Linked DNA regions of Homo sapiens: region 1 is linked to region 2. Evidence: read pairs that join two places in POLR2A ChIA-PET (ENCODE). Cell type or tissue: A673. All regions are shown on one strand. Links, peaks and the distances in the headings refer to the core of each region. The heading gives the core; the rest is flanking DNA.

Region 1 (16,001 bases), core at 5,834-9,833, 200 kb before region 2:
TTTTTTTTTTGAAAGATGGGGTCTAACTATGTTGCCCAGGCTGGTCTTGAACTCCTGGGCTCAAGCAATCTTTCTGCCTCAGCCTCTCAAAGTGTTGGGTGTACAGATGTGAGCCACCGTGCCTGGCTTATATATTTTTAAAAATTAAGTTGACTCTTTTGGCTTAAGTATTTTAAATAATGTTTACATTTCAGTAGGATAGGGTCATTATGCATCTAGATTATATAATCTTTTACACACTATTTGAGATATGTTTCTATAAAATCCTTTCATGAATGTTTTATGTCAATTTTGTTGTTTTCCTATATATTCTTTAGTCAGTGAAAGAGATAGTACTTCATGTCTTTTTAAAAAATAATAATACCTGTTGTTATTTAGGAGTAAAATAACTGTGAATCACCATTATTACAAATAATACAGCTTAGATCAAAGATCAGTATCCAAGGGATATATTTTAGTAGATAAGACTTTAAAGAAAGATGTTTTCTTGAATTTGTGGAAGTTACTTAAGTACCATCAAGGTGAAAATCTCCCTTTTTAACCATATAAGCTTTTTCTGTAGTTATAAAAATAATGGTTTCTACCACTGTACTAATTAATGATAAATAGGGAAATACCTTAGGAACTGTAAAAGAAGAAAGCTTATTTTTATTTTCTAGTTTGAATGAAAAGAAAAGACAAAAACTGGGAAACTTATCTAACATATCTAACAACCACATTAACTCTTGTTCCTGATATGCTCTGTCTTACTCAGTTAGGCTAGCTGTGAGCAAGCCAGGCCTTAGCAAAGGCAACACCAGGCAGCCAGTTAGAATTGTCATTATTAGCAGGATATGGCTAACAATATATGCACAGCCAACTAGGCCTTAATCATAGGGGGATAGCAGGTATAGTAAAAAAGATTATGCTGAAATATGGGTAGGATCAATATAATTAAAATCCTTGGCCAGGCGCAGTGGCTCACACCTGTAATCCGAGCACTTTGGGAGGCCAAGGTGGGAAGATTGCTTGAGCCCAGGAGTTTGAGACCAGCCTGGGCAATGTAATGAGACCTCATCTCTACAAAAAATTTTGAAAATTTAATTTTTTTTTTTTAAAAACCCTTGACTAAAGTTTTAAAAATCTCAATGTGGGATAAATCCACACACACATTGAACAGTTTGGTGGGAGGACATATGTAGGAATGCAGAGAAAATAAAATAAATGAGTTTTGTATTGTGAAATATCCCACAGTTATTTGGCCCACTTTATCACAGAGTCAGAGCTTTATCAGCCCCATAGTGCTCAGTTTTTAAAACAGGTCCCTTTTCCTGGTATACTGGCCTATGTCCTACCTACCATATTAAGAATTCTTTACCACGTAAATTTATTCATGCAATACATGAACCATTCCATTTTACTCATAATATATGTTACCAAACCAGACTTTAATCAAGAGATTTTGCTACTGAGGTTGTCTAAGATTTTACTTTTTACTCTTTTTGAAGGCATTCTTCACGAAAACTTTTCATTGCTTTAATTACATCAATTAATTTTTTTTTAAATACCTCATTAGTTCCTTTATAAATGTTACTGTTTTTGTTAGGATGGTCGTTTGAAGCCAGGAGATCAACTTGTCTCAGTCAACAAGGAATCTATGATTGGTGTATCATTTGAAGAAGCAAAAAGCATAATTACCGGAGCCAAGTTGAGGTAACTATACTATCCATGAGATAGAATGAGTCATTTAGAATGTCTCCTTGAAAGCAGTAATTTAAGATGTATTAAGTACTTTATAATAAGTATTTTTTAATAACATCTGAAACATTATCTTGGATTTCAGTTGTACTATATTCATAGCATATCCATAAAGTGATTTCTTTTTAGTACTAGGTTAGAATCTGCTTGGGAGATAGCATTCATAAGACAAAAATCCGACAACATTCAGCCAGAAAATCTGTCATGTACATCACTTATAGAAGCTTCAGGAGAATATGGACCTCAAGCCTCAACATTAAGTCTTTTTTCTTCTCCTCCTGAAATACTAATCCCAAAGACCTCATCCACTCCCAAAACAAATAATGACATTTTATCTTCTTGTGAGGTAAGTCAGGTAATCTTAAATTTCTCTATATATGCACTCCATAAATTCCCTATACATTTTTACATTGGTTATGTACATATAGAATTATTTCAGTAAAATTGTTAACAAATTAATATTTCTTTGAAAGATTTTTTTCTATTTAAAATTTTTATGCTGTGTTTTCAATAAACATATTTTAAGTCAGCATGTCCTGTGTCCAGGAGCATGATTGGTTAGAAAATACCAGCATGACAAAATGGTTCCACAAAGATATGCCTAGATATCACTCAAAACTATGTTAAGAATGTCATATTTGGTTTCAGTTGGTTTAGTTATTTGCCATTTCTGTTCTCTGCTTGACTGAAGTGAGGCCATCTTCCTTTTTGTTCCTTAGCTTCTTTCCCACACAGTGAGGCTAATCCCAGGCATCCAATCTAAGAAGGTATTGCTCCTTCATGTGTGCATGCTATAGTTCACCCAAGTAGAATCACACAAAATGGGGAATTTCTATATCAGAATTAACATACTCAATTACTAACTGCTATATTATCTGAACAAATTACAGTTACAGAATAAAGTGTGTATTATTTATATCTGTGTTAGCTGTAAAATAGGAAACTTAAGCTTTTAGTCAGTAGAATAAAATTCATCAAAGGTAACTTCAGTCTCTGGTACATGCTGAACAGAGACAGAGTATAAGATTTTCTGTCAGCCCCTTATACTTTGTCACTTGGAGCTATAATACTTTTAAAAGACAAGATGAGTGGCCTTATATTTTGTTATCCTTGGATGTGGTAGAGCTGAAAGCAATTGTTACCTTTAATTCTGAATTGCTTTGTTTGAAGATGCATATACCAAAATTTTAGAGGTTTCATATTTGAGGGATAATTACTTTAATCTCTTTAACCATTCTTTTTATGTTAACATGGGCTTCAAGTGACCTACTTTAGTAAATGACATTGCATGTTCCTCATTTTCTTTCACAGATAAAAACTGGATACAACAAAACAGTACAGATTCCAATTACTTCAGAAAACAGTACTGTGGGTTTGTCTAATACAGGTAAATACACATTTAATTTCTATTTCCTGTTTTTTATTTCAATTCTCTCTCAATGAGGAGTGTGTAATGTGACTTAAGACTTTGAAGAAGGGTGAATTATGTCTTTGTTCCTTCAGTGAACGAAAAAGTAAAAATAATGTCTTTCCGTTGGGCCCTGTTAAAGTATGACTTTTATTAGATATTTCCCTGAACAAAGAGTTGAAGTTTCAAAAGATGCATTGTCATAACAGTGTTTATGAAGCTGTAATAATTAATGAATTGTTTAAATCAAATAATGGAAAGTCTTCTATAAAGATCAAGATTAGGTTGCCATGTCCTTTTAGTGCAATACTGATGAGGCATATTAAATACACCTTTCGGAAAACACATTATAGAAGGGAGCATACCTTAAGAAAAGAAATGTATCTTGTTTTTTTGGAAGAAATCATATGGATATCAATTATAAAGGGTGTCAGTATTGTTAATTCATTATTATTGATTCTTAATTACCATAAAATGATTTACTGACTTTTTAAAACAATAAAGCGTTAATTATCTAAGCCAAATGTAAAATAAAGATTTTTATGTGGCTATAAGGTGCTTACAGGATCAATACGAAGAAAAAAAGCCCCCTGAAATTATCTCCAAAAGTTAAACACAACAATGATAAAAAGACTAAACATAACTGAAAAACTAATTATATATGCCTAATTATAAGGTAAATTTTTACCTGTATATTTTAATTTTGTTTTAATAGCATTATTTATATAAGAACTGAAAAATAAGGAAGCATTAATTTAAATTAAATAGCTACCAATCTTTTTTTTGAGATGGATTCTTGCTCTGTCGAAGTTCCGCCTCCTGGGTTCACGCCATTCTCCTGCCTCAGCCTCCCAAGTAGCTGGGATTACAGGCGCCTGCCACCATGCCCGGCTAATTTTTTGTACTTTTAGTAGAGATGGCGTTTCACCATGTTAGCCAGGATGGTCTCGATCTCCTGACCTCGTGATCTGCCTGCCTTGGCCTCCCAAAGTGCTGGGATGACAGGCGTGAGCCACCGCTCGTGCCTGGCTCAATAGCTACCAATCTTTACAGGAGTTTATACTATATTCCACAGTAGTTTCCTCCGATTTGGGGTGGTATTTACCAGTGGGTTAATAGCAATCTTAAGCCATGAGTTATATTACCTTTTACTTAGATTTATTGACCAACTTTATAGCATTATTCCTCTTACATAATTAATTTCCAGTCTCTGCATGTACTGTATTTATTTTAAACTGGGAACCCTTATGAGAAGAAAAAGACAAATGAAACAGTCATGAGATGAGCATCAAAATTGCTAGATGATGGAAGTCAGAACCCTTTATTCCTTGATATTATAAAATATTAATAATTATATAACATGTTTTTAACTTTTAAAGTAATTGAACTATTCAATGCCTATTTTAACCTTTTATTCAGTAAGGTTTTACTATGTTATATGTGTAGAATACAGTACAACGGGAATTATGAAGAAATTAGGATATTTTCTGTGAGATACTTAATAGTATATTGTGAAATAAAACATGGGGCTAAAAATTATAATTATTGAAATTAGGAAACATTCTAATTTATATGCATGTATTTGTTTATAGATGTGTGTGTATGTTTATTTTATCAAGCAGCTACTATTTGCAGTTTTTTGTGTTAATCAGAGCAGGATATGGGTGGTTTTGTTACTCTAAAAAGCATTCTGTCTTGTGGATGAATAACACATTTACACAAATTATGTAAAGACATGAACAAAGAGGCCTAAGGAAGGAAGTAGTGAGTGCTATGAGTATGGTATAAGGAAGGCACAGTGGTTACCACCAGGCTCTGAATACAGACTCAGTGTTCAGGTTCTTGCTTTCATCTTATTAGCTCTGTAACCTTGAAATAGTTACAAGTTACAAGGAGTTGTTATGAGGATTAAACAAGATCTTGCATGTCAAGCACTTATATTGTAATTAGTGCATAGTATATGCTTACTAAATTTTCCTGTTACTAATAATATGGAACCTATAGCTTAGAGTGTAGCTCAGATAATATTCTAGGTCATGTTTATAGAGCAGAAGGAAAGCTTCCAATTCTTGATTCAATTTTATGTCCTCCCCTTGACCCCAAAAACTAGTATATAATAAGGAATCTGTCACAATATGCAGAAATTAAGAAAAATTTCTTGGCAAAAGTCAGACATTATCCAAATCTTGAAAAAAGTGGTAAACATCAATTGATAACTGAACACAGGAGATCGTTTCAAGTTAAGGAAGCACCACAAATAAAAGCATAGAACTAAGGATGAGCTAGATGTCAGATGATTCTAAGAGTCAGGTGTGATTAGAGCAGAGATCTTGTTAACAATGAATAAACTCAGGTAAATTTATACCAGTCGCTATAAGAATAGTGGTAGATTTTGTAATAGAAAAATAGGTTAGTGAAAAATATATTTAAGTAAGTTATAGGTAAATATTAAAATACAATTAAGACGGAACATTTTTCTAGAGTAGAAAGTGCATCAACTCAGTCTCATTTTCTTCTACATAAATGTAGTAGGCAAGATATTTCTGGGGAGTGGAAAAAAGGCAAAATCACCTCTAAATTATCTCTAGATAACTTATATACATTGTGATTTGCATATTATAAGTACCTAATTATAGATTGTTACAAATCAGAAATTAACCATCACTTCTAGATTTCTTCAGTTACCTGATGCTAATACAAAAAATATAAACAAATTTTAATGTTAACCTCAACAAAAGTAAATGTAATTAGATAGTTCTATTTCTGTTCTTATCTAAAAATCATCCCAAAGTGTAAAATAGGTTAGAATTTTTAAAATCCACATAATATTTAAATGTTTTAAAAATGATGCTATTATACAGAAATTTATTTCAAAATCCAGAGTTGTTTACTAGTGCTATATATAAGTTGAATAACACATGAGTTTGTAAGTGAGCTAACAATATACTAAAGACATTTCTAAGGATAGCAATAAACAATTGTTGCAGCCAGGTGCGGTGGCTCACATCTGTAATCCCAGAACTTTGGGAGGCTGAGACGGGCAGATCACTTGAGGTCAGGAGTTCGAGACCAGCCTGGCCAACATAGTGAAACCCTGTCTCTACTAAAAATAGAAAAAAAAAAAATTAGCCAGGCACAGTGGTGCACGCCTGAAGTCCCAGCTACTCGGGAGGCTAAGGCAGGAGAATTGCTTCCTTGAACCCAGGAGGCAGAGGTTGCAGTGAGCTGAGATTATGCCACTGCACTCCAGCCTGGGTGACATAGCAAGATGCCATCTCAAAAAAAAAAAAAGAATTGTTGCATGAAGAAATACAGTCATTATTTTAACTTTACTAATAGCGCGTAAAGCCTTAATTCCTTTAGACCAAGTCTTTTGAAACTGAAGCAAAATAGTTATGGGGAAAAATATCCATTCAGAGTTCATGGTATTAAGCAAATTGTATTGATCCTTTCCTTACAAAACATTCCTTTTCTTCTGCTGCTACAAAGAGGATAGGAACAGAAAATCCGAGAGAGGCCAGGCATGGTGGCTCACACCTATAATCTCAGCACTTTGGAAGGTCGAGATGGGAGGATCATTTGAGCCCAGGGATTCAAGACCAGCTTGGGCAACATTGTGAGACCCTGTCTCTACAAAAATTAAAAAATTAGCTGGGCATGGTGGCATACACCTGTGGTTCCAGCTACTTGGGAATCTGAGGTGGGAGGATCGCTTGAGCCCAGGAGGTCGAGGTTGCAGTGAGCTGTGTTTAGGCCACTGCACTCCAGCCTGGGAGACAGAGCAAGACCAAGACGCCTCTAAAGAAAGGAGAAGGAGGAGGAGGGGGAAGGAGGAGGAGGCGGGGAGGAGGAGGAGAAGGAGACGGAGGGAGAAGGAGAAGGAAAAGAAGTGGGGAGAAGGAGAAGGACAAGAAGGAGAGAGAGCCAAGAGAATAATAAGCCATACTTAGAAAAACTCACTCCCCCAGAAAGGAGCAAATAAAGAGCTTGGAGCTGGGATAGAGAGATGTCATTGGCAGATGAGGAAAACTTCTATGAGGGGCTTTCAGGTAAAGTTACTCTGAATTGACAAAGTGTGCTGGAGTTATACACAGACCCTCTTAAGGTTTTAACTCAAAAGTAAAGGTCTAAGTTGTCTGGAAAAAACAAGATTTTGTTAAGCCCTGATTGCATATTGTTAAATGAAGGTTAGTGTAATTTTACATTAAATCTCCTTATAATACAGTGTCTCTGTGTTGATATTAACAATACTGCATAAGTTTTCACAGTAGTTTTCTATGATATTGTTGATCTTCTAACTCCTATGAGGCAGTCTGGTTTATTCCCTCTACTTTATAGATGAGCAAACTGATTATGAAAGATGTTGAACACACTTAAGAACATTGGTCTGGAGTCACAAGAGATTAGACTCGTGACATTATAATGTACTAGCTGTGTAACCTAGGCTAATTTCTTTACCTTTTCCTGCCTTGGTCTTTCATCTTTGGGATGGGAATAATAACACCTATGGTCACTGTGGTCATTTTGAAGATTAATGAGCTTATATAGGTACATAGTTTACTGTTTAGATAGAAGTAAGCATAAATAGGAGCTTCTGTTCTTTTCACTGTTAGAGATAGCAAATTTTTATGCTTAGATGTAGGAAAACGTAAGTGAGAACACATTCCTCAGTGTGTCAGTGTTGTAGGTGTTCCTGTCTCACCTTCTCTCATTCTCCTCTCTCCCCCTTGCTCTCCCCTCTGCAACTCTTCCAATCACTTAACACTTGAAATGAATAATTCAAGCCCAGGTTTAGTCTTTGAGACCATAATCAGGTTCACTTGGGTCCACCTAGTGTTAATGTGCCTTAATTGCAGACCAAACACCAAGCTGGAAGTCATTGACAAGCTTCACATATCCAAACCTTAAAGGATGAAAAATAAAGTTATCTGCTGGTTGGTCTTCCATATCATTCCACTCCATGCTATCTTTATACTACACTTTAGGTTTGGCACAGGATTTCTCTTAAGAGAGGAAAAAAATTATATGTATGTATATAAAAAAATTATATGTGTATGTGTGTATATATATGCATACCCATATATGTATATGTGTATATATGTATATATGTATATGTGTGTGTATATATATACACTATGTATATATTATTTTTAATTTCATAGCCAACAATTAGGTATCATGATTACAAAGGAGATTCACTTACTTTTATCAGAATTGTAAAAATTCTATTTAATACTAAAATCAGTCTTTTTCAAAGTTTAATTCCATTTGAAGCTAAAAGTCAGCATCCATTTTTTTATGATCTTGACACCTATAAGCTATATTAAAGATTTTACATAGAATGTTAAGGATGTGTTAAAGGTTTAGAGGAAGACTATTTATTTTCATATGCACTTCTTATGTTCTTAAGAGAATGCAAATCATTTTGTACTTAGAGACAGATGCTCTGAGAAATTTTAAAAAATTAAAACACTGCATAAAGATGTGACATTTTCCAAAGATTTTTCTTCTTCCTCTTGTTTCTATGTAGAACTAGTAAAATATCATTTAAAAGTGTATTTAGAATAGTGGCAATTTAGATAGTAAGATCAATATGAATTACAGGAATTTGTTTTACAAACTTTGGCATATTAAAACGTACAGTATTTCAAGTTCTGGTCTTTTGTAGCATCTTTTTTATTCATGCACTAAGGACAAAGGCTCATTTAAATAATCAGGGTATATTGAGAAGATGTAGAAAAATGGGTAAGAAGTGTATGACTTTTAGCTCTTGCAAATTCATTTATGCTACTTGAAATGTAACCTGTCTTTAAAATAAGAGATAAGATTTTTAGCTCAAAGTACAGAATCTGTATTATACTTTATGTGCAAACTTGAAATGACTTGCATTTATGGTTTTTTCCAGAGTACTTCCAGAATACACATCACAAAACACTTTTGCCAGTCGAAAAAATACCAACATCTTTGAACAAAAAGACTTTTTATCTTTTTAAGGCATTGTGGTGATGTAGTAGTGGTGGGATGTATGTTTGTCTTTTAAGTTAATATATCTGTGGGACTTCACAATGCATAATTGCCTACTCTTATATCTTAGGACTTAAGTAAAGCCAACTTATATAAAAAATTTAGACTTAAAAAAATTATGAAAACTTGCCGGGTGTGGTGGCTCACTCCTGTAATCCTGGCAGTTTGGGAGGCTGAGGCAGGCAGATCACCTGAGGTCAGGAGTTCAAGACCAGCCTGGCCAACATAGTGAAACCCTGTCTCTAACTAAATATACAAAAATTAGCCAGGCATGGTGGCATGCACCTGTAGTCCCAGCTACTTGGGAGGCTGAGGCAGGAGAATCACTTGAACCCGGGAGGCAGACATTGAGCCAAGATCGTGCTACTGCACTCCAGCCTGGGCAACAGAGTGAGACTCTGTCCCCCCTCCAAAAAAAAAAAAGAAAAGAAAAAAAAATTATGCAAACAAAACTAAAAGCTGCTAACTGATTAGCTAGAATTATTTTTGAACAGCAGGAACTCAGAACATATCCTGTCAAATAAAAATTTCGATTCCAATTAAGTTCCCAATTAATGTGCACCCTGTTGTCTCTTAGATGTTGCTTCTGCCTGGACTGAAAATTATGGGCTACAAGAAAAGATCTCCCTAAATCCCTCTGTTCGCTTTAAGGCAGAGAAACTGGAAATGGTAAAACCTTTAAATTTTCATTTTTCTTCCATAAGACAAAAACAGGAAAGAAGTATTCTCCTTCTTTGAGAGGATAAAGTACTGGAGTCATTAGTTTCTTGAAGTTACTTATTTACAATTAAATGAATGGCAGTTTGGATTTAAATTATTTAATTCACATTTGAATTTGGTAGTTCATGGTGGTTCACTAGTACAAAATAGAAATAAAATCTTTCATAACTAAATTGGCATTTGGATCAAATAGTTTTCTCCTCGGAGAATAAGACAAATGTGATTTTTACAGTCTAGAATAAATGGAAAGATGTAACAAATTATGGCAAAGTAGACGAGGCTTCATAATGGCAATAAACACAATCAAGTAATAGTCCATTATTCAATTTTTTTTAAGTAAAGGGAAACAAAATTTTAAAGAACAAAATAGTCAGATGTCCACTAAATATAGAAAGATGGTGGCAGTATACTAAAGCACTGAAAAGTAGTCCTGGGGAAAGTGGAACATTGAGACTCTCATGTAAAAGAAACTTAAGATGATTAAAAAAGAAAAATTAAAGGCAGAAAAGCACTCGAAAGCATTTATCAGGTTACCAGGGATCTGAAGGGAAAAATAAGCCCCTTTTTTTTTTTTGATGTAAAATGGATATACTGCTGAAAGACCACAAACTCTACCTTCCAGTCAGTTTTTGAGGATAAAGCATTCTTACATTTTAGGAAGAGTATAAAAATGCATAGCTAAAATAAAGCACACAATCTGTTTATTCCCATATCCACACCTTTGCTTGGTCCTATGATAGTCCTTTCTCATTGCCAATTTGAATCTTATCTAAATTCTAACTCACATAGGGGAGAAAAGTTTTCTCACCCATCGGTAGATTCATGGCTAAGACACCTATAACAAAAGACAGATTAACGAGAAAATAGCATGCAGATTTATTTAATGTATGTTTTACCTGACATGAGAACCTTCAGAAATGAAAACCCAAAGAAACAGGGAAAACTGTATTTTTATGAACAGTCATACAGAAGTGTAATTGGAGCACAAAAGGGTGTAATCTGATGGTAATAAACTGGGGGGAGCATAGCAAGGCCTGTTTGTTCAGATTCTTAACATCTCTGTGTCTTCAGAGTTGAAGATATTTCCTTTCCTCTAGGTATAGGGAGGTCCTCTCTGGAATGAGGGTCTTTTAATCTACTTTTAGGGGAGGATCAGCTGGGTTTTATGGCCCACCTCAGGGGAGAAAAGGTGAGAGAAGGTAAGAAAGACCTTCCGGCTTCTGCTGTTTTCTTGCACACCAAAGTGCCATACTTTGAGGCAGCATGTCCTGGATTTTGTCATTCAGTTCCATCTCCTTCATTCAGACTTTGCTAACTATTATAGTTCGGACCAACATTGCCTTCTTTTGCACGTTAGTAGCACTTACCTTCACTTTTTGGTGCCCTATAATCTTTTCTATATCTTGTTTTATCAATGAAATTATAAGTGTCTTCACCGCAGACCCTGTAGCACCTATTAGTGTTTAAATAGCTGCTTCGTGCTCCATAAAATTTTCCAATTAATTAGATACTTGAGATGTCTCCTTTATACTTTCAAAATCCTGAGTATCTTTTGTAACGTGTGTTTATGTTTGTGGCTAAAATGTAAGTTCTGGCTAACGCTTGGTCTGCAATCAGTTAATAGTAATATTTTCAAAAATAGAGTGTTTGAAGTTTAAAAGCATGACAATTACATATCTAAAAATGAATAATTATTCAATGATATTGATTTAGTATACATTTCTGAACATCCAAGATTTAATACCATTCTTCTGGATAAGGAGAAATTTATCCAGCTAACTGCTTTACCTGACAGACTTTGTTATTTTACTTAGTTTAAATTTTTCTAGCACATGATATTATTTTTAATCTGATTAATATTCTTTGAGGTATGAAAATCGAAATTTGTATTGATTCTGAGAAATATGAGTTGCTTGGCCATTAAATCTGAATTCCAGTTTTGGTTCCCCTTTAAGCCTTAACAAATTATTTTTGTGGAAAAGTAAAATGCCAGTTTTACATCAAAGAAACCCACATTTGATATAAATTCAGCCTCTGCTCTTAATCAAGATAGACTTGTTAATTTTATTTAGTAGAGCATTCTTTTTTTTCAGTTTGAAACTATATTTCTCTTAATAACTTTTTTCGTGAAATCTACATTAGCATCTATCCACCCAAATTATTTCTTGAGCTACTCTTCTTGTTTTGCATTACTGATGCAATACAACACAAGTAAAAGCTATTACTTGTTTTGCACATACTGATATTAATGTCATAATATCAGTATCATCTCAGCTTGAAATAGGTCCTTCTCTTTTGGTTGCTACTTTGTAGACAGATTCAACTTTGTTGTCCATTACGTTTTAACACATTCCTATTCAGTAATAAATAAGGCCAATGTGATCAGGTATTTAAAATAAAATAAAATAAAATAGTATATTTTTTAATCTTCTATAAACATTACACGTGGCAGCTCGAAAATTGGTGTTTTAATAAAATTTCACAAGGAAAGGATGTTTACTAATTATGAATTTATTAAGTAATTAGCCTACCCAGTACAATTTTTAAGGAAAGCAGAGAGGTTAGAATTTGATTAAGGAAATTACCTGTCAAGACAATGTCATATATATATATATACACACATACAAACATATATATGTTCAGACATATGTATATATACATGTGGCATTGTCATGAATTCTTTTATATTTTATTGGTTTAAGTAGAGAAATTTATAACACTGAACTAGTTATTTCTTAATTCCTTGTCTGTAAAATGGATTTACATTTGCCTCTTTCTGTGAATACTCTGAGAATGATTTAATATACAGATATTTTAATGTTATTTCAGCATAGTTATTTGTAGTGATATATTTCTTCAAAGTATGAATAGTATATGTCTCATTTGATCCTAATATTAAACTTATAAATATGCATTATAAACTTAGCAAATAGGGATACAATTTATTGCTTGGCTTGAAATCAAAATATCGTACCTCTGCATTATCTGTATATTTATACCTATGGAAGATGCTTTGGGATATGGATGCCATTTCGCTGATATTTACTTTTACCTCTTGCCATTTCTGTAACGTTTCAAGAAAACTGTAGAGAGCAATGGCATACCCAATGTCTCATTATAGTTAATGAAATATTCTTTGTATTAGGCTGAAAGGTGTGTGACTAATATTGTAACAAAGTAATTTTTAAAATTCATCATTCAGACATCAGAAAAACTTCAGCACATTTATTTGTCTAATTAACAAACTTTTATTTTTGCTTCAGATTAAAAGATGACCTTAGTCATTTAATAAATTATTGGAACCAACTTTTTGTTTTACTTTTTTCCCCATACATATTCTGCTTACATATGAGACCTACTTTTTGATAAAACATGTTACTTCCAACTTAAATTTAAGAGCTTACCTAACATGACATGTGGTATTCTTCTAGTGTGAATTTTACTTTCAACAAAACTGTCATTTATTACTAAGCTTAGCTCTATATCAAAGTACACTGAGTTAATTGCATTGTGTAATTTTATTACTTAATGTAAGAATTACCATATATTGAGCACCTTCTGTGATAGACACTTTATTTGCATTATTTTTTTTAATTTTTTTTAAATTTCTTTATATTAAAATATTAATCATGTACAAGAATGTATGTATTATACACATACAGTTTAAAGAATAATAAAACACACATTTACCCATCACCCAACTTAAGAATCAGAACCTTTGACATTGCTAATGTATTTCTTCTTGATCATATGTACCTCTCCCCAAAAGAGGGGAAATTTTGAGTTCGTCATTTCTGTATTTTTCAAAAATTTTCAGTTAATTTAAGTATTGTGGGATCAAAGAGTTTATTTTCTTTTTCTTTTTTTTTTTTTTTTTGCAGTTGCAAGATTTAATAGAGCTCCCATAACAAAGGGAGGGGACCCAAAGAGGGTAGCCATTGGTGGCTCGAATGCATGAGTTTATATCCCGATCATTGTCCTTCCCGCTGTACTCTCAGGCAATAAATTATTGGCTATTTCTTTACCTCCTGTTTTTGCCTAATTAGCATTTTAGTGAGCCCTCTTTACTACCTGATTCGTCGGGTGTGAGATAAGTTGCAAGCCCTGTGTTTAAAAGTGAATGTGGTCAGCTTCCCAGCTAGGCTTAGGGATTCTTAGTCGGCCTAGGAAATCCAGCTAGTCCTGTCTCTCAGTCCCCCCTCTCAACAGGAAAACCCAAGTGCCATTGAGGAGGTTGGCCGACGACCGCTCTAACTGCTTCCTGCTGAACTGGGGTGTAGTAGGGTTTGTGCAGTTGAGATTTCCTCAGGAGGGGTGCCTTCGATGTCATTAACATCAGAGCATGGGCTAGCAGGCCGGTCCAGGGGTCCGCGGTAGATCTTAGTCATGGACTGCATCAGGTGCTCCATTTGAAGAACTATTTATGGTTTTACAGCTTCGATTCTGGAAGAGACAAGCTTAACAAGGAGGTTAAAGATACAGGGATTGAAATGTATAGCCTGCAGTGCAGGGGATTATTTCTTTGGCACACTTCACAGTGCACCATTGGTTACCTTTCCATTGGTTAGCTGCAGGCAAAAGTATTTTTCCTTCTTCGGTGGCTAGCCATCCTGAGGGGAGGAAACTGTGTCCTCATGAGGTTCCCCATTCTATTTCTTCTTCTGAGTACTGGGGCTTTGTTTCCCGGAGGGCATTACCCCATAGTAGGGTTCCTTCTATAAGCATTTCTAATGGAGGGTCCTGCCTTGCAGCTCTTTTTGCTTCAATATCTGCTTGGCAGTTCCCTTCTATTTCCCTTTTCTTTCCTTTCTGATGACCCCAGCAGTGTAAGACTTCCACCTCTTTAGGTTTCTGTACTGCCAGTAATAATCTCCTAATGGCTTCCTGATGTGTGATAGGTGTTCCCTCGGAAGTTAGGAATTCCCTTTCTCTGCATATTGCCTCATGGGCATGGAGGACTAGGTGAGCATACTCAGAGTCTGTATATATATTTACCCTTTTCCTTCTCCTAATTCTAGTGCCCCAATGAGGGCTATTAGTTCTGCCAGCTAAGCACTAGTTCCTGGAGTGAGGGGATTACTTTCAAATATTCCATTATCACTGACCACTGCATACCCCGCTTTTTGAGGTCCTTTTTCTACAAAGGAACTTCCATCAGTATACAAGTTGAGGTCAGGATCAGTCAAGGGAACCTCTAGAAGGTCCCCTCGAGTGGCATAGGTTTGAGAAATTATTTGTTGACAGTTATATTCTATCTTCATTGTCTGGAAGAAATGTGACTGGGTTAAGAGTTGCACAAGTGCACAGTTGCAGCACTGGCCTTTCAAGTAATAGAGCCTGATATTTAAGTAAACGGTTGTCTGACAGCCACAAGTCTCCTTTAGCAGTGAGTATGCTGTTCACCTCATGAGATGTCCACACAGTAAGATCTCTCCCTGTATTATTTTAACTGCTTCAGATACTAAAACTGCTACTGCCACCACTACCCATAAACAATGAGGCCAACCCTTTGCCACTACATCAGTTTCCTTACTCAGGTATGCCATGGGTTGCAAGCTTGTCCCTTGGACCTGTGTAAGGACTCCCAGAGCTGTTTCTGTTTTTTTCTGTGATGTATAAAGAAAAGTCTTGCCCCGTTGGCAAGCTTAACACTGGGACTTGGGTTAAGGCCTTCTTTAGGGCCTGGAAAGCCACTTTTGCTTCAGGTATCCATCTTACTAAATGGGTATTGGCTTTCTGAGTTTCCTTAATTACTGTATATAATGGCCTGGCTATTTTGCCATACCTGGGAATCCATATTCGGCAGAAGCCTGTTATGCCAAGGAACTCTCTTAGTTGCTTTAGGGTTTTGAGATGAGGATAAGCCAGTATAGGCTGGATACATTCCTCACTGAGGGCCTTGGTGCCTTTGGATAATTTTAGTCCTAAGTATTTAACCTGCTGTGAGCAGAGCTGAGCCTTCTCTTTGGAAACCTTGTAGCCACAGGTGGCGAGGAAATTTAAGAGTGCTTGGGTGGCTTGATGGCACAAGGTTTCTGAACAGGCAGCTAAAAGTAAATCATCCACATACTGAAGGACAAGAGTGTCCAGGTATGATAACTGACTCAAGTCT
Region 2 (16,001 bases), core at 6,789-10,788:
CTTCTGCTAATAAAACCATCTCCTGTTTTCAATTTAAACTTCTAACGTGACAGGAAAGTGAATTCATCCTAATCTTCAGATTTCCCTGAGTGGTAATAATCAGAATTTATTTTATACTTATATGTTCAAGTATGTTAAGGTACTCAGCAAAATAACTAGAATTCTAATGCAAGAAGACTCACAGTAGAATAACCCAAGATGAAATTTTTGTTCCTCGAGTGCTTAAAGCCTACTCAATGGTTTTCCATTTCACATAGAATAAATTACCAAGGCCCGGCATGATCTAAGCTCTAGCTGTCCCCCATTCTTACCTTGTGCTTCTCTCCTTTAGCTCATACAGACTGGCCCCATTTCAGTTCTCCCAGCCAACTTCTTCTCCACCCCAGGGCCTTGGCGCATGCCCTGAATACTTCCCCTATCCCCATTCCTTAGAGCTTCATTTCTTTTGATAGTCCTTCCTCGGTCATATCTATCTAGCCCCACCTTCCCTCCTGTTGTAAAGCCTTTTTAAATTCCCTTCTTTAAAGTTCCTTTGTTGCACTGACCACAGTTTGTTATTTATATTTTTATTTGCATGGATTTTTTTGGTCTTTGTCTTCTAGTAAGAGGAAATCTGAAGAAAGGTAGAGCTTAAGTTACCTTTGTTCATCAGAGTATTTCCACTGCTTAGCACAGTGCTTTTTACTTAATCGCATCTCAATAAATATCAGATATCTCTAAGAGTGACTTAATGAAAGCTATATTAATTCACAATGTGGCCATACCATGCTTTGTAATGGAACAGACATCATTCTCTTCTCAGTCACAGCTAATGAAACTATCTTAGGAGGTCCTCCCTAGATAAGACTTTTTGTCTATAAAAAGGAAGTGGAAACTTTCAAGGGGAATTAAATCCCAGAATAATAACTGCCATAATCTGTAGCACATTCTCACTCACAAAGCAAGTACTTCATAGCACTTTTACCCCTTTTTGTTTCCTGTGTTATAGGAGAAAAAAGTAAATTCAGAGTTTCTGTATCTTCTTTGTTGCTCAAGATCACAAATTAATAAGGGGCAGAAGTAGGACTCAAACCCAGGCCCACAGGTATCTAATTCACTGGTCTTTCCTCACCCTACCCTCCTCCCTGCCTCATTCTTCTCCCTGTCTTGCAGTCACGCTACTCTTTGCCAAAGTCTGGAGATGATTTTCAGAGGAATCTACCCTGAAGGAGAAATATACTTTGATTTCCAATTTGATTGAATGTACAGCTAAATTAACTTGCTGGAGAAAATCTATTTTCAGTGTATATTTTTAACAATTAACAAACATAGTGCATATGTTAGAAACAAAAAATAAACCATAAACAAAGACAATGGAAGAGGTGAAGTAAACAGGCCTTTCTCTCTCTCTAACCCAATTGGGAGTCCATTGCTATCCATCTTATTAAGGATGGTTACAGAGAGGAGACTCATCCATATTTTTTTGTCTCTCTCTCTGTCTGGAGACAGTTTTACACATGCTTTGCTTAATGGACATTTCCCCATGGTCAAAATTATGTTCCATTCACTGTCATTTCCCCATGCCAAAGTTGATTTTTTTGACAAGCTCCACTGTTAACTCTGCAGCCCAGATGTTTCCATGGCAGCGGGTAAGCTGTGGCTGCAGAAACAGCCTTCCCCTCCACAGTCACACTGGTATTTAAAATGATAATCGCAAGTGCAATGTTAAAGTCAGCTAAGCTTTGGTATTTTTATATAATGATTGTACTGTTTTTATTTAAATAATAAATATCCATTTCAAAATTATTTTGTTATTGTGAGTATTATGTTTTATTCAAACAATGAAGATTAAAATTAAGAAAGGAAAAGGAAGGAAGGAGAGGAGAGGAAAGCAGGGGAGAGGAGGGGAGGGAAGGAGAGGAAAGGAGGGAAAGGGAGGGATGGGAAGCAAAAAGAGAAGAGCTACGTTCCAAGATGCCAGTGTCTTGTGTTATTAATAAAAATAAATTTAAAGATCAAATTTCTTTTTCAATATTAAGATACCTAGTAATTACAGCATTTCTCATTCCCATCAGCTTCCAATTCTCTTCTCAGCATGCCTAGGAAATTTGAATACATTCCAGGAAAGAAGTCCAATCAAGACGTTACTGCTAAGGTCGTAGCAAAGGAAATGTTCACAGCAAAGACAGGGACGACCAAGGTAAGTCTCACTAGGAGATCTGCTCTCTCTGTATTTGCTTCATCAGCAGTTTTTCTTTCACATTTAAATGTTTGAGCAGAGAACTATGCTCCACGAGCAAGAACCCAGCAAGGCTGAGCATGCATGAACACAGTTAACTTTTGTCACCAAATGCAGCTTGCAGCAAATTTAATCTGAAACATACTTCATAATGTTAAGAGTGCTTATTATGTTGCAGGGTGATTAGCATAAACAGTAAACAATTCACAAAGATGAAATTACATTTACATGGTGGAATTGAATGTTTCTCCTTTTCTCTTGTCCTTTATTCTTTAGTATCATTTATATCAGTACAATAATTTACCTTTAATTTGTTCAATATAGTCAAGACATGTAGATATGGGACACACACACACACACACATAGTGCCAGAGTCAATTCACAAGCTAGGGCACCTTATGCCCCACACTCATATCCTCTTGTTCACCATTACTCAAATTTCTACTCCTCCTCTACCAACTCAGCCTTTCCACAGTCTGCTCTTATGGTCTCTCAATCTTGAACACCTGATTCATATATATATGTTTCTCACCCCCAGGTCTGATCCCTTACATGCTTGAGAGTCCAAGATAAAATCAAAGGAAATATAAACAGGTATTGAGTAGGACTAAACAGGTAGGACCTGTTACCACAGGTATTAGTTTATTATTAATACCACAGGTATTAATTTCACAAAATTAAATGACATTTAATTAAATGACATTTAATTAAATGATGTCATTTAATTTTGTGAAAACCTAACCAGTATGACACTGCACATATTATTATAAACACAGAAGTTTTGGTTTAAAGGGTGTCTTGCTCAGGGCAACACAGGTAGTAAGAGGAATAAAACTGGCCAGGAATTCGGACTGCCAATTCTATGCTCTTTCTATGTGAACACAGAAAAGCTCTTGAGAATGGGTTTGAAGATAGTCTTGAAAGGATTTAATAGGCATTGTTTAATAGGCGTGGTTTATTTCTGACCAGCATCTTATCCCTTGAGATCCTACCTTCCCTGACTTTATGTGATTCCATTGGTGATGGAAATTATTGATCTTTCTCTAATCATTTCTTGTTCTTCCCCAAAAGCTGGGTACATGCTTCAAGGTTGTTCAATCTTTTTACTACATTCCTTTAACACTTTAAGTAGTCTGGAGGATGGGCATAAGAGCCAAGAAAGGTCATTCAGCATTCATGTCTCCAGAAAACGATCATTGGACTATAGGAAAAAGCTTCATTTTTCCACTAAGTTTGCTAAACTGGAGCAATATTTTTCTAGAGCTGCTGGAAGTTGTATTTCCTGGCTGCAGGAAGGAGCTCATCTGCTGTAGTTGAGAAAAAGGCAGAAAGACCAGATGGCATGCTCTTTCACTTCTTTATGCTTTTGCACATATGGGTCTCTATTTCTAGAACACCTGTTTTGCTTTTCCCTCCAAAAAGGAAAATATAGCTAACTCCTAATCCTATCAGGTTTTTGTTCCTTTAGGAACTAGGTCCTCTTCCCCTGTGCTGAGGTAGATGTTCCTGCCCTATACTCGAATAGAATCTTATGTTTACACCTATAATTGAAGTTATCACAGCGCATTGCAATAACTGTCTATTGTCTTTTCCACCCTCTTTATGAAGAGCTCCTCATGGAGAGTAAGCAAGTCATAGTTATCATTGCATTGATGTCATTTTAAAAAAACGACAGCTACATAATAGATGCTCATTGTTTGTAGAATGGGTGGATGGTAGGGGATCTAAGGTGAGTTTGAAAATTGTTTCTCAAACTTCAGAAGTTATTGAAAATTATCCTACACAAACAAGTGGAGGAAAATTTAGCTCCAAAAGTCCTGAAATTCTAAATTCTCTGAAATTAACATGAGTAAAACTAGACCCAGTGAAAATTATAAGCAGATACATTTTAGCACAATATAAGAGGAAAATTTCTACCAATCATACACATCCTCTAATAGAACTGATTATTTCACAAACTGACCAAAGGTGTTCAAGAAAGGAATGCTATATGTTTCAAGATTTTAGTGTCATTATTTCATTATCTTCTGGCTTCCATTATTTCTGTTAAGAAGTTGGCCATCAGTCTTTCTTGTGCCTTTGAAGGTGATCTTTTTTTTCTTACTTCATTTCACTGGTTTTAAGATTTTTCTCTTTATCTTTGGTAATTATTAGTTTTAGTGTGTTCTGTACAGAGATATTCTTCTTTGTTACTCATTATTGGAGTTTATAGCACTTCTTGAAAATGTGATTTGATTTTTGGGGTCATTTTTGGAAAATCTCATCCAATATCTCTTTAGACATTCTTCTGTTCTATTTTATTTTTTATTTCTTTTTTTTGGACTTCAGCTGTATATATGACCTTTTCATCATGTTCCCCTGTCCTTCTATTTTTAATGCTATTCTCTTGCTGTATTATTCTTGGTATTTTTTTCTGACCTATCTTCCAGTTCACTAATTGTCTCTTTAGCTGTGGTTAATTTGGTGTTAAACTATTTAGTTCTTAATTTCAGTTACTATATTGTTTAGTTCTACAGTTTTTTTTATTCTTTTTCATAGTCTCCAGTTCTCTGCTTAAATTCTCCATTTTGTCATCCAATTTCTTGAATGTATTAATTATACTCAGTTTAAAGTTTATTCCTGATAAACTCTAACATATAGATTACTTGTGAGGCTATTTCTGTGATCTGCTTTTTTATGTGCTTTTTGATTAATTCTTACCTTTTTTGCCTGCCAGGTTTTAAAAATTGAACTCTAAATATTGTGTGTAAAAAATTACACAGATAATCAGAGCTATAAAAGATATTATCTTTCTCAGGAAGAATTTACTTTTGCTTGAGACAACAGTCACAATAAAAGTAGATCACTTACTCACCTTAATCCCTCCTTAGTCCCCCTTGGTGGGCCCTGATCTCAATTTTTAGCAATGTCTCTCCTATATGAATAAAAAAGAAAACTCTAATTAGTTTTTCAGGCACCAAATGACACCAGTTGGGCTCAACTATATGAACCTACTTTTCTCTGGGTTTCTGCTTGCTCAAGTACTGGCTGCATTGGTATCTCTTCAATGCCTTCAAGATTAAACACACACACACACACACACACACACACACAAACACACATACCCCTTCAAAAAGGTATCAATCTAGAGCTACATACACATATACATCTATATTTCTTACTGTCTTGGCAGTTCTCCAATACCTTCAAGAACTATTGAATAACTACCAAACATACTATTTTATATTATATATATGTTGTCCACCCTTTTTAGTAGTTCTTAGCAGGTAAGTTTGTCTAAACAAATTAGCTTGCCATGGCCAGAAGTGAAATTCCACTATGTTGGAGTTTGACTGGATAAATCTTAAACTTTATCTGGAAGAGTAAATGCAAGAGAATAGCCAAGGAAATTTTTGTTTAATTCAGGAGAATTTGTCTTTATATTATAAAGTTTTAGTAATAAAACCACATGACAGTGAGACAAGAATAGAGAAATAGATCTATATAACAGAGAAAGGTATCAAGAGATGTTGGTTATATTATATATTTATTATAGTACTTTTTAAATATTATATAAAAGGAAGCATTTGCCATCATATAAAATGAATGTCAGATGAATTAAAGATCTAAAGATTCAAACAATCATAATGTTGAAGTAGAAAAGCCTTTCGTAGGTTAGCACACAAAGTAAAAACAAATGACAGATTTGTCTACATTATATAAAACTTGTATAGGGCAAAAGATACCATAAGCAGTGTTAAAAGGTAAACATATAAACAACAAACTGGGAAAGACATAAACAGCAGACAAATGCACACACACACACACACAAACACACACACACATATACACAAAGTGGGACAGGTGAAGAGACAATTTACATAAAAGGTACTAGAAATAGCCAATAAACCCATTGAAAAATGTTCAACCTCATTGTATTAAAAAAATCTGAGAAACAAAATAAGAGTTTTCTAATATTTTAGATTGACAAATATTTATATATATTTTTGGCAAGGCTGTGAAAATATAGGATCTCATATACTCTTGGTGGGAAGACAAACTGGTACAAATCTTATGGAAAGCTACTTTACAATATTTATCAAACTTTAAAACATTCATATCATTTCACTTCTAGGAGTTTCCTCCTACAAAAATATTGGCACTTGGGTAAAAGACATATACTGAAGCATTATTTCTAGCAGTATAAAATTGGAAATTACCTAAATGTCCCTAAGTAAAAGAATGGTTAATTAAATATTCGTGAATATATTAAATAGTATATTATATACTTATTAAAATGCATAAGGCAGGTCTATACTTATTATCATAAACTCTATATTGATTAGTGAGAAAAGCAAATTATAAAAATTTTATAGTATGATGTCTTTGAAAAACCTCTGTGAATTATTCCATATACATTATGTGTGTAGGTGTCTATGTACTATTGTGAATTATTACATATATATATTGTGTATGTGTCTGTGTATGTGTGTGCAAGGGGCTTGTTGAGAGAGCTGAACCCAGTAACCAACAGAAAATGGCTGTGGGGTGATTGTTTACATGCCCCCCAACCCCATTCATATGCTGCTATATCAGGCAAATCCCAAAGCTTCTTTTCTGATCACTTGCAGCTATTAAGAAATCCAGCCAGTAAAATGAAAACTTCAACTTCACATCCAATTGAAAACTTCTCCTCTCTTGCCAGCACAGGCCTAATCCTAGTTTCTAGGATTAATCCTAATCCTAGCGGGGTAGAGAGAATGTCTTCTCTTACACTCTTCCTTTCTTTCCTCCTACCGTTGTTGATGACTCCAACAGGGTCAAGTCCTGAAAAAGGAGGTGTCAGCTGAGTACGGTGGCTCATGCCTGTAATCCCAGCACTTTGAGAGACTGAGGCGGGTGGATCACCTGAGGTCAGGAGTTCAAGACCAGCCTGGCCAATATGGTGAAACCCCATCTCTACTAAAAATACAAAATTTAGCCAGGTGTGGTGGTGGGTGACTGTAGTCCCAGCTACTCAAGAGGCTGAGGCAGGAGAAGTTCTTGAACCCGGAAGGGGGAGGTTGCAGTGAGCCAAGATCATGCCACTGCACTCCAGCCTAGGCAACAGAGGAAACTCCGTCTCAGAAAAAAAAAAAAAAAAAAAAGGAGGTGTCAAAGGAAAAGGACAAAATGTCTTACTCAGCCAGTGCTGGCTGTGATAATCCCATCTGTCATGACAGGCATCTAAATTCTGGCTCCTTCATGGAAACCTTTATGGGAACCTTCAACATTACTGAGGGAGCCACTCTCCACTTACCCTCCTGCAACTTCTCACAGTGGTTCACCCTACAAGCTCATACTTCTGGGGTCCCTCCACCCTAACAGGCCACTCTTTGGAGCAGATTTCTGTCAAGATGTCTAAAGTCCAGTGGATCTCTACGCATGACGCTCACACATTCTTTTTCCACCATATACAACTTGTCAAACTGCTGACTCTCCCCAGGATGTGCCATCCCGGGCAGCCCTAGCCAGACTCCTGCCTTCAGTCTTCACCTACAGGAAAATAGTCACCTGTCACTACAGGCATGTACACCCCAACTCCCACAGACACACTCGAGGCTCCCCCATATAACCCTCCAGTCTCAGTCCACCTCAGTGCCCTGACCAGGATGAGCTTCCAATACCCCAGCTCAGCAGGTATTCGGCCAAGGAATAGAGTGCCCATTTCCTCCCACACAGGAATGAGCTATTCACATAGGGAGCCCCCTAACTGGGCCTGAAACAGAGGAGGAGAGAAAAGCTAACGACCTCTCTACTCCTACAAATTCCCTTCAAATACTCTTATTTCAAATTGATTTCTAGTCTACTTTTACTAGGCTGTTAGTATTTATGTCACTGGTCTCCATTTGCTTTGTTTTAGAAAATCCTATGGGGTGTATTTTGTGCTTCTCTTTAGAATACGGGGACCCTTATCACCAATTGTTTTCAAATTTAATGCGTTGACTGCAAATCTGAAACAATAGGAAATATCCCATTTAGCACTCTGTCCCGTTTATGCCACACACACTCTCATGCACGCACGTGCGCACGTGTGCAAACACATGTAGTTTGTTGAGCGGAACAAGATCTAGGATACCCACAAAGTGTTAACGCCGGTGATCTCTGCAGTAGAATTGCAGGCCAGTGTGAATGGTAACTTTTACTTTTCACTCTATTTCTGTATTATTGAATTTGCTTATAATAACCATGCAATTCTTTTGTAATTAAGAAAAGAATAAAATAGTAATGGTAGTAATAATAATAAAATATTGATAAATGCTGGCAGTCTTAAGTCTCAAAGTACCAGGCTATACTAGATGCCTTATTAACATAATGTGTTTTAATCCTCTCCACAGCTTCATAATTACAGCCTTTTCACAGATGAGGAAACTGAAATTCTTTGGTCAATTTAGTCCAAGTTCTAATCTGGGCTTGGCTTAAAAAACAAGGAAGTCTGCCTCCAGAAATCCATGGCAATTTAATCTTTCATAGCACTTCATAGCAGTGCCCAAGTGACAGGCAGAGAAACAGTGTTGTTGACTTGACTACAGACTGTGAACTGCTTTTGTGCACCTGTTGCACCCAGTACGGTGTGCTGTGTAGGTGTTTATAAGATGTTCCATAAATGCTTGTTGGATGGGTTGGGAGATCATATAATTTATCATTCAAATCAGGACACTTCTGATAGTGAAAGTGGGTGCTATTCATAGTTACATAGGTACAACGTGAAAAATCAGTACTGTTATGCACAAAGGAGTTGCACAAAGGTCACCCTGTTGGTGGAAGGAAGGAAGGAAGGAAGCAAGGAAGGAAGGGAGGGAGGGAAGAAGGAAGGAAGGAAGGAAGGAAGGAAGGAAAGAGAGAGGGAGGGAGGGAAAGGAGAGGAGTAAGAATACAACCATGTTGTTTTATGATCCTGCAAATCTTTGAGTAGTGAATAAAGCTTATTCTTCCACAATTAAAGGCAAGAATCTTGAAAATAAAACAGACCTGCAGGGAGATGGTATATTTGTGTAAACAAGTTTCAGTTATAAGTTAGACATTTTAAGGCTAGGCACGGTGACTTACGCCTGTAATTCCAGCACTTTGGGATGCCAAGGCGAGTGAGTCACTTGAAGTCAGGAGTTCAAGACCAGCCTGGCCAACATGGTAAAACTCTGTCTCTACAGAAAAAAAAAAAAATAGCCGGGCATAGTGGTGGGCACCTGTAATCCCAGTTACTCAGGAGGCTGAGGCAGGAGAATCACCTGAACCTGGGAGGTGGAGGCCACAGTGAGCCAAGATCATGCCACTGCTCTCCAGCCTGTGCAACAGAGCAAGACTCCATCTCAAAAAATTTTTTTTAAAAATTTAAGTCTTACATTATAAAAGAGGTGGGATGGAAAGTAATCTGGAAGAGAAGGCTGAAAGAGGAGTCTGAAGATTAAAAAAAAATAACTGTTTATTTTCCACTTTTGACGGACAGATAGTGACTGTGTTAGGAGACCCAGTGAGGCATCCAAGAGAAAATGCCCTATGAACAAAGTTCTTTCTAACAATTCATCTGGGGAAGGAAACGAGCTGGGAGAAGAGTAGGTCTTCTCTGTTGAGGATTGTGCTAGAACCAGGTCAGAGGCAGCAGAGATGCCAGTTCATACGCAGGCCCAGCTGAGGCGCATCCAAACCTGTCCCCTCAGCTGGGAGGAGCTGGGCATGAAGGAAGGGCCAGAGCTGGGGAGTCAGAGTCAAGCCCTAGACACACTACTTGGGCAAGTTGTGCCTCACTTTCCTCATCTGTCCATCTGAGATGAAAATAGCCACTTTACAGAATAAGGTGGAAATTCAAAGAAACAAAATGTAGCAGACACATGCCTCCCTTACCATGGCCATTGTCTTTAAAGTACAGTCCACCTGTTCTGGATAAGGGCGAGCAGCTGAGGACACGTGCTCAACTAGTCAATGCTGTTTCATATCTGATGCTGATGCTGTGGACAACAGGGGACTTCATGTCATTGTTGTCTCCCAGGTCACATCATGGGCTGAAAGATAGCTTCGGCTTTCTGAGAACATGGCTCTGCATCCCACCATTTACTTCCCTCTTCCGAGGGGATTTTCCTCTTGGAATCAGGCTCTTCATTCTGTGGAATCTGGAGCTTCACCAAGAGGCAGGCTGAGTGTGCAAGGTTGGGCATCCCTGGTTATACTAACATTGCAACTTGTGTTTACAACACAAGTTAGGGTAAGGATGCGTCTATGTGAGCATGTTCATGCGTGTGCACACACATGTGCATGTGTGCATGCAGGCATGTTCATGTCTGCGTGTGCATATATCTTTAGTGGGAGAGAAAGAAGGAGAATGGAAAGGACCGAGCCCACTGATGTACCACAGATTATCTCCCAAGCAGGACCCCCTGCATCTGGAATATTCACTTGTTCCCAACATGCAGGGAGAAGAAAACTAATTCACAGATACACCATATTATAAATCTAAATTTTTAATGGCATTTTATGTTATTAAACCCTAATGAGAAAAGCCTGAGCAGAAGAGAAGTCTAGCTTATTAAGCTCATTTTTTGCTCTATTTTTCTTTTTCTAAAGAGATTCAAATTCAAAGTCTGCACAACAAAGGAGCGCTCATTCCCCTTTATGGAGTAATATGTTTGTTTTGTTTACTTTAAATTGGGCTTAAATTAGGCCTCAGAAGGAGGGAATTCATTAAAATCCTGCTCTGTGATGTTGGCAGGTTGCCATCTGAGAGGCCTGTATTACTTCTCTTGATAAAGTTCAAAAGAGAAATAACAAATGCCACAAATAAGAGGATGGTTTTACTCAGTGTGCCAATTTAAAATGTTTTCATTAGAGTATAAAATCATAAAATTAGAAAGATGAAACTGATTCTTGACAGGTAGATCTTTCCCCACTTAAAATATACACAGATATTGTGTATACTATGTGTATTTCCTTCTAATATTTTTAAATAAAGATATATACACACAAACCCAAGAACACACATGTGTTGTAAAACTGGTATCTTGCCTTATGCATAAATATGGGCCCTGCTCTTTTTCATATGATCTTATATTGTTATCATTGCTTCTGCCACTGACTATTATTTGAAAACAATATTTCTTTAAATGGCTATATAATATCCCACCATAGTCAGGCATAAATCATCATTAAGAGTTCCCTTTCGTTGTTTGTAAAGATTATGTCTAATTAATCACCATTTTAAGTACGTCTGAGAAGTAGCCGTTGTTTAAATATAAACTTGAGACCAGCTATGTCTTTAAACTCTTAGAAATGGAGTTTTCATGTTCAAAGAGGTGCTCATTTTAAAACTTTTAGGACTTTTATCGTGAAATGCCCCCCCCCATGAAATTTGTCACTGTATGGCTCCCACTAGAGGGGAGGTAGGCTGAGATCTCACTCCACCCGCACCAGCCTTGAGCATCATTCATTTCAATCATGCTGATTTATGTGTGTCCACTGCAAATTTTTTTATTATTATTTATTTATTTGTTTATTTTTAGATGGAGTCTCGCTCTGTCGCCCAGGCTGGAGTGCAGTGGCGAGATATGGGCTCACTGCAACCTCCACCTCCCGGGTTCAAGTGATACTCCTGCCTCAGCTTCCCGAGGAGCTAGGATTACAGCTTAACTGCATGAAATTTATCTCCTGGGAAGTGTAAAGTAAGACTCTCACTTGAATTTTTCAAATATGCAATTACTTCAGTACTAGTTTTTGAATATTCTCTTTCCTGTTATTTGTAAATTTTCTTTCATCACACATTATTTATGATTCTACAGCTTTCCATTCTGTTCCACTTATTTCCCTATTGTTTTTTGCAGCTTACCTAAAAGTTAAGGTAGTTGGGTAATTTATTTTGATATCCGATGCTTCACATTTGTTTTAATTTTTTTCTATATTTTCTTAACTATATCCTCATGTTTGTCCTTTCAGATGAAATTCAGAATCCATTTGACAAGCTTCCCCACTGATTTAATGTCCTACTGAAATCATGCTGAACCTACAAATTAGTTTGGGGAATGCTGTTTCCTGTTTTTTGTTGTTTTTTTTTTTTTTTTTTTTTTTTTTTTTGACGGAGTCTTGCTCTGTTGCCAGGCTGGAGTGGTGCAGTGGTGCGATCTTGGCTCGCTGCAACCTCCGCCTCCTGGGTTCAAGCCATTCTCCTGCCTCTGCTTTCTGAGTAGCTGGGATTACGGGCACATGCCACCATGCCCAGCTAATTTTTGTATTTTTTTTTTTTTTAGTAGAGACCGGGATTCATCATGTCTGTCAGGCTGGTCTCGAACTCCTGACCTCAAATGATCCACCCGCCTCAGCCTCCCAAAGTGCTGGGATTACCGGCATGAGCCACCGCGCCCTGCCGGGGAATGCTGTTTCTATACTTAGCACTTGGGAACATAAGTTTCTAAAGTAAGAGTTCAAATCTACTGTCTGCTATTTTCATGTTATGTGACCCTGGGCAAATTACTTGATCCTCCCTAGCTTCAGTTTTCTTCCCTGGACTATAGGGTCATGGTGTCATCATTCATAGTCTCTTTCCAGCGTGACACAAATGGGCACTCAATAAATACTTATCTGTTAAGAATGAATAAATTATTGAATGAATCCATCTATATTCCTTCCAGAAATATGAGGATAATAATTCTTAGGTTATAGATTATAAGCGCTAAAAATTAAAAATGCCTAGCATAGTGGCAGATACATGTTTAGTGTTCAATATATGGTTATTATCGTAATTATTGTATTTATAATATTTAGTCATCTTATCTGGAAATATGGAATGTCTCAATTTATTCGCATTCTCTTTTGTGTATCTCAGTACACTTCTATCATTAATACCATACATGTTTACTTATTCCTAGGTATTTGCTAGCTGTTAAAAATATATTTTATTACATCTTCTCACTGTTTGTTAAAATGGCTGAAAACCTAAGTCCATAGGTGTCCATGCTTTATTCCAAAGTGAGAGATACTTCACCTTCTAGGATTATCAAAGGAGACAGCTGAGAATCATTTTTATGATGCTTATCCTGTTATCCTCTTGAGCATCTATCAGGATTAAAACTGGAGAGGTGGGGAGAGTTTGCAAATTAGAGACTTTTTAGAAGAGAGAGCAGTGTGCGTGCTTCATCTCATCTATCCCCTCTACCACCACCCCACCAACACACGGAGGACACGCATGAACCCTAAGGAAGAGTGTAGGATGCTTGCTTCTCAAGTCAAGTGAAAGTAGCTCCACTGGGGCCACTCAGAAAACTGGTTGTGTGTGTCCTGAGCTGGGGACACCGTGGTGTAGAATCTGATTCATGCCTGAGGCATCTACAGGACAGAAGCCACAGCAGCCTCCAGCAGAGAGTAGATGCGGTGGTTGGGAAGAAACTGCCCCCCATCGACAGCAGATCTAAGAAATCTGTTTTTCCTGGGACCAGGTAAGAACCAGTAGGGCTATCTGGCAGCACAAGAAGACTTGAACAGGTCAGGTGTGTGGCTCATGCCTGTAATCCCAGCACCTTGGGAAGCCCAGACAGGAGAATTGCTTGAGGCCAGCAGGTCAAGACCAGCCTGGGCAACACAGCAAAACCCCGTCTCTACAAACTAATAATTTTAAAAATTAGCTGGGCGTGGTGTCACATGTTTGTAGTTCCAGCTACTTGGGAGGCTGAGGCAGGAGGATCACTTGAGCCCAGGGAGTTGGAGACTGCAGTGAGCCGTGATCAGACCACTGCACTCCAGCCTGGGTGACAGAGTGAGACTCTGTCTCAAAAAAAAAAAAAAAAAGTGTGAGAAGTCCAGGTGTACATCCTCCAGGTAAGGAAACTGGAAGTGAGAAAACCAGAGAATCTCCTTAGTGTTAGGGGTTCTGCAAAGTACCCACAAAGCATTTCAAGAGAAAGTGCCCTTAAAACATCTCAGAGCCCAGAGAGTGGCAATGCACAATATCAATCAAAGAAGACATTCCCTGCCCACTTGCCACCTCCTTTCTCCCACCCTCGTCCCTACCCATTTTGACTCTGGAAGTATTAGCAATGGTATTAGCAAGTGGGTGAAGGAATAGAAACGCTCACCCAAAGCTAGAAAATGGGAGCTTTTTGTTTAAATTTGCAGTTTGGACTTTGAACTGGACTGAGAATATTTACAGGATTAAAGTGACCCAAAGAGTTTTTAATTATCTCAAAGAGGCCTGAAATATTACAGGGCCCTTCCTGGAATGTATCCAAAAGGGTAGGAAAGAATGTGCCCTTCCAAATGACTGTGCAGTGCAGGGGGAAGAACGGAATCAGGTTGTTGTCTGCTATATCCTTCCAGTTCCTATGTTCAACATAACAGTTGCATTTGTTTACATTTTAATATTTTTATAATAATAAATAAGAAAAGAAATCATGAAGATGGTCGAGCAGTTTAGGAAACTGAAATCCAATTAATTAATCATAGAAAGTTTACATAGCAGAAGATATTTGTAAAAGTGCCCAATCAAACCAGTAAATCAAAGGATGGACCATTAAGGTTATCTGCTCCATTGTTCCATCTATGGACCGAGTTACAACTAAAGCATCCATGTCAGATGAAACTCCCCTGTTTAAGAAACCTGTAAAGGAGCTCAAATCAAGTAAAATCTGATGGTTTCTGAGCAGGGCCTTTGCCAGGGAGAACCCCTAACGGAAAGAGTGGACATTAATTACCAGGCCATAAAACTCATGAACGCAAAGAACATAACTTTGCAAAATTGTTCTCTAACTCAGCTTCATAACTAGTCAGGGCCTTCATTCTATCTGAATAGATTGTAGCAAACCATCTATTCCATGCAGATAAATTCAGTCAATTAGCTGATTTTCTTTCCAGGAAGTACAAGCTAAGACTTAGTGACTTAGTGTCTTTCCAGGAAGTACAAGCTAAGACTTAGCTTTTGGGGGTGGGTGTTTTGCCCACCCACCCCCAAAGTAGCATCTAACTATGGGGAGAGTTTTGGTGGGATAGGGTATCTGGTCTGCAGCTTTCCACCTATATCTGATGGAATCTGCTGGGATATAATTCCCCTTATATAAACTCTGGTCATTGCCTTGGGTCCCTTCTGTATCTACTAGCACAGTGGTCCCCAACCTTTTTGGCATCAGGGACTGGTTTCGTGGAAGACAATTTTTCCATGGACAGGGATGGGCAGGGGAAGATGCTTTTGGGATGAAACTGTTCCACCTTAGATCATCAGGCATTAGATTCTCATAAGGAGCACACAACCTAGATCTCTTGCATGCACAGTTCACAATAGGGTTCGCGCTCTTACGAGAGTCTAATGCCGCCACTTATCTAACAGGAGGCGGAGCTCAGGCCGTAATGCTTGCTTGCTCACCCACCGCTCACCTCCTGCTGTGCAGCCTGGTTCCTAACAGACCACGGACCAGTACTGGTCCACAGCCTGGAGGGTGGGAACCCTTACACTGGCATATTCTGTCCTGCCTTACCTTCCATTGGTAGGAGCACAGAAGCCATCCTTCTTGTTCTGATGGCCAAGTTCTTGGGTAAGCAAATCTTATTAGAGTAGGTAATTAGGCAGATATGAGCAGGGCAGGAGAGCCCCCCCAGCCCACCCCCCCATTGCTACTGCCACCCACTCCTAAGAACATTAGGCAACCGTCAGGTGATGGCGAGGCCGGGCATGTTGGCTCATGCCTGTAATCCCAGCATTTTGGGAGGCCAAGGTGGGCAGATCACTCGAGGTCAGGAGTTTGAGACCAGCCTGGCCAACATGATGAAACACTGTCTCTACTAAAAATACAAAAAT

What was found. ChIA-PET counts read pairs that join two places held together with the same protein. Peaks named below come from ENCODE experiments on the same cell type or tissue, not always from the same donor. Only the 100,000 strongest peaks of a DNase experiment are listed, where the experiment ranks them.
Region 1: POLR2A ChIA-PET joins it to region 2 with 8 read pairs; 1 of 35 experiments calls an interaction of 5 or more read pairs at or near these places.

The regions. Positions count from the first base shown.
Region 1 is chr17:54,997,760-55,013,760 of GRCh38, forward strand. STXBP4 (syntaxin binding protein 4) reads left to right here. Exons shown (of 18, transcript NM_178509.6): 5 at 1,586-1,692; 6 at 1,873-2,083; 7 at 3,049-3,124; 8 at 9,747-9,838. Among named protein-coding and RNA genes, the nearest start is that of STXBP4, 37 kb to the left of the region's middle. In A673, for the core only: CTCF peaks have their summits at 7,998 and 8,208; a DNase peak (open chromatin) is centred at 7,962.
Region 2 is chr17:55,199,534-55,215,534 of GRCh38, forward strand. It overlaps a transcript of STXBP4 not described here. Among named protein-coding and RNA genes, the nearest start is that of HLF, 57 kb to the right of the region's middle. In A673, for the core only: no CTCF peak of the experiment used is centred there; DNase peaks (open chromatin) are centred at 7,928, 8,688 and 8,918; H3K27ac peaks cover 3,825 bases.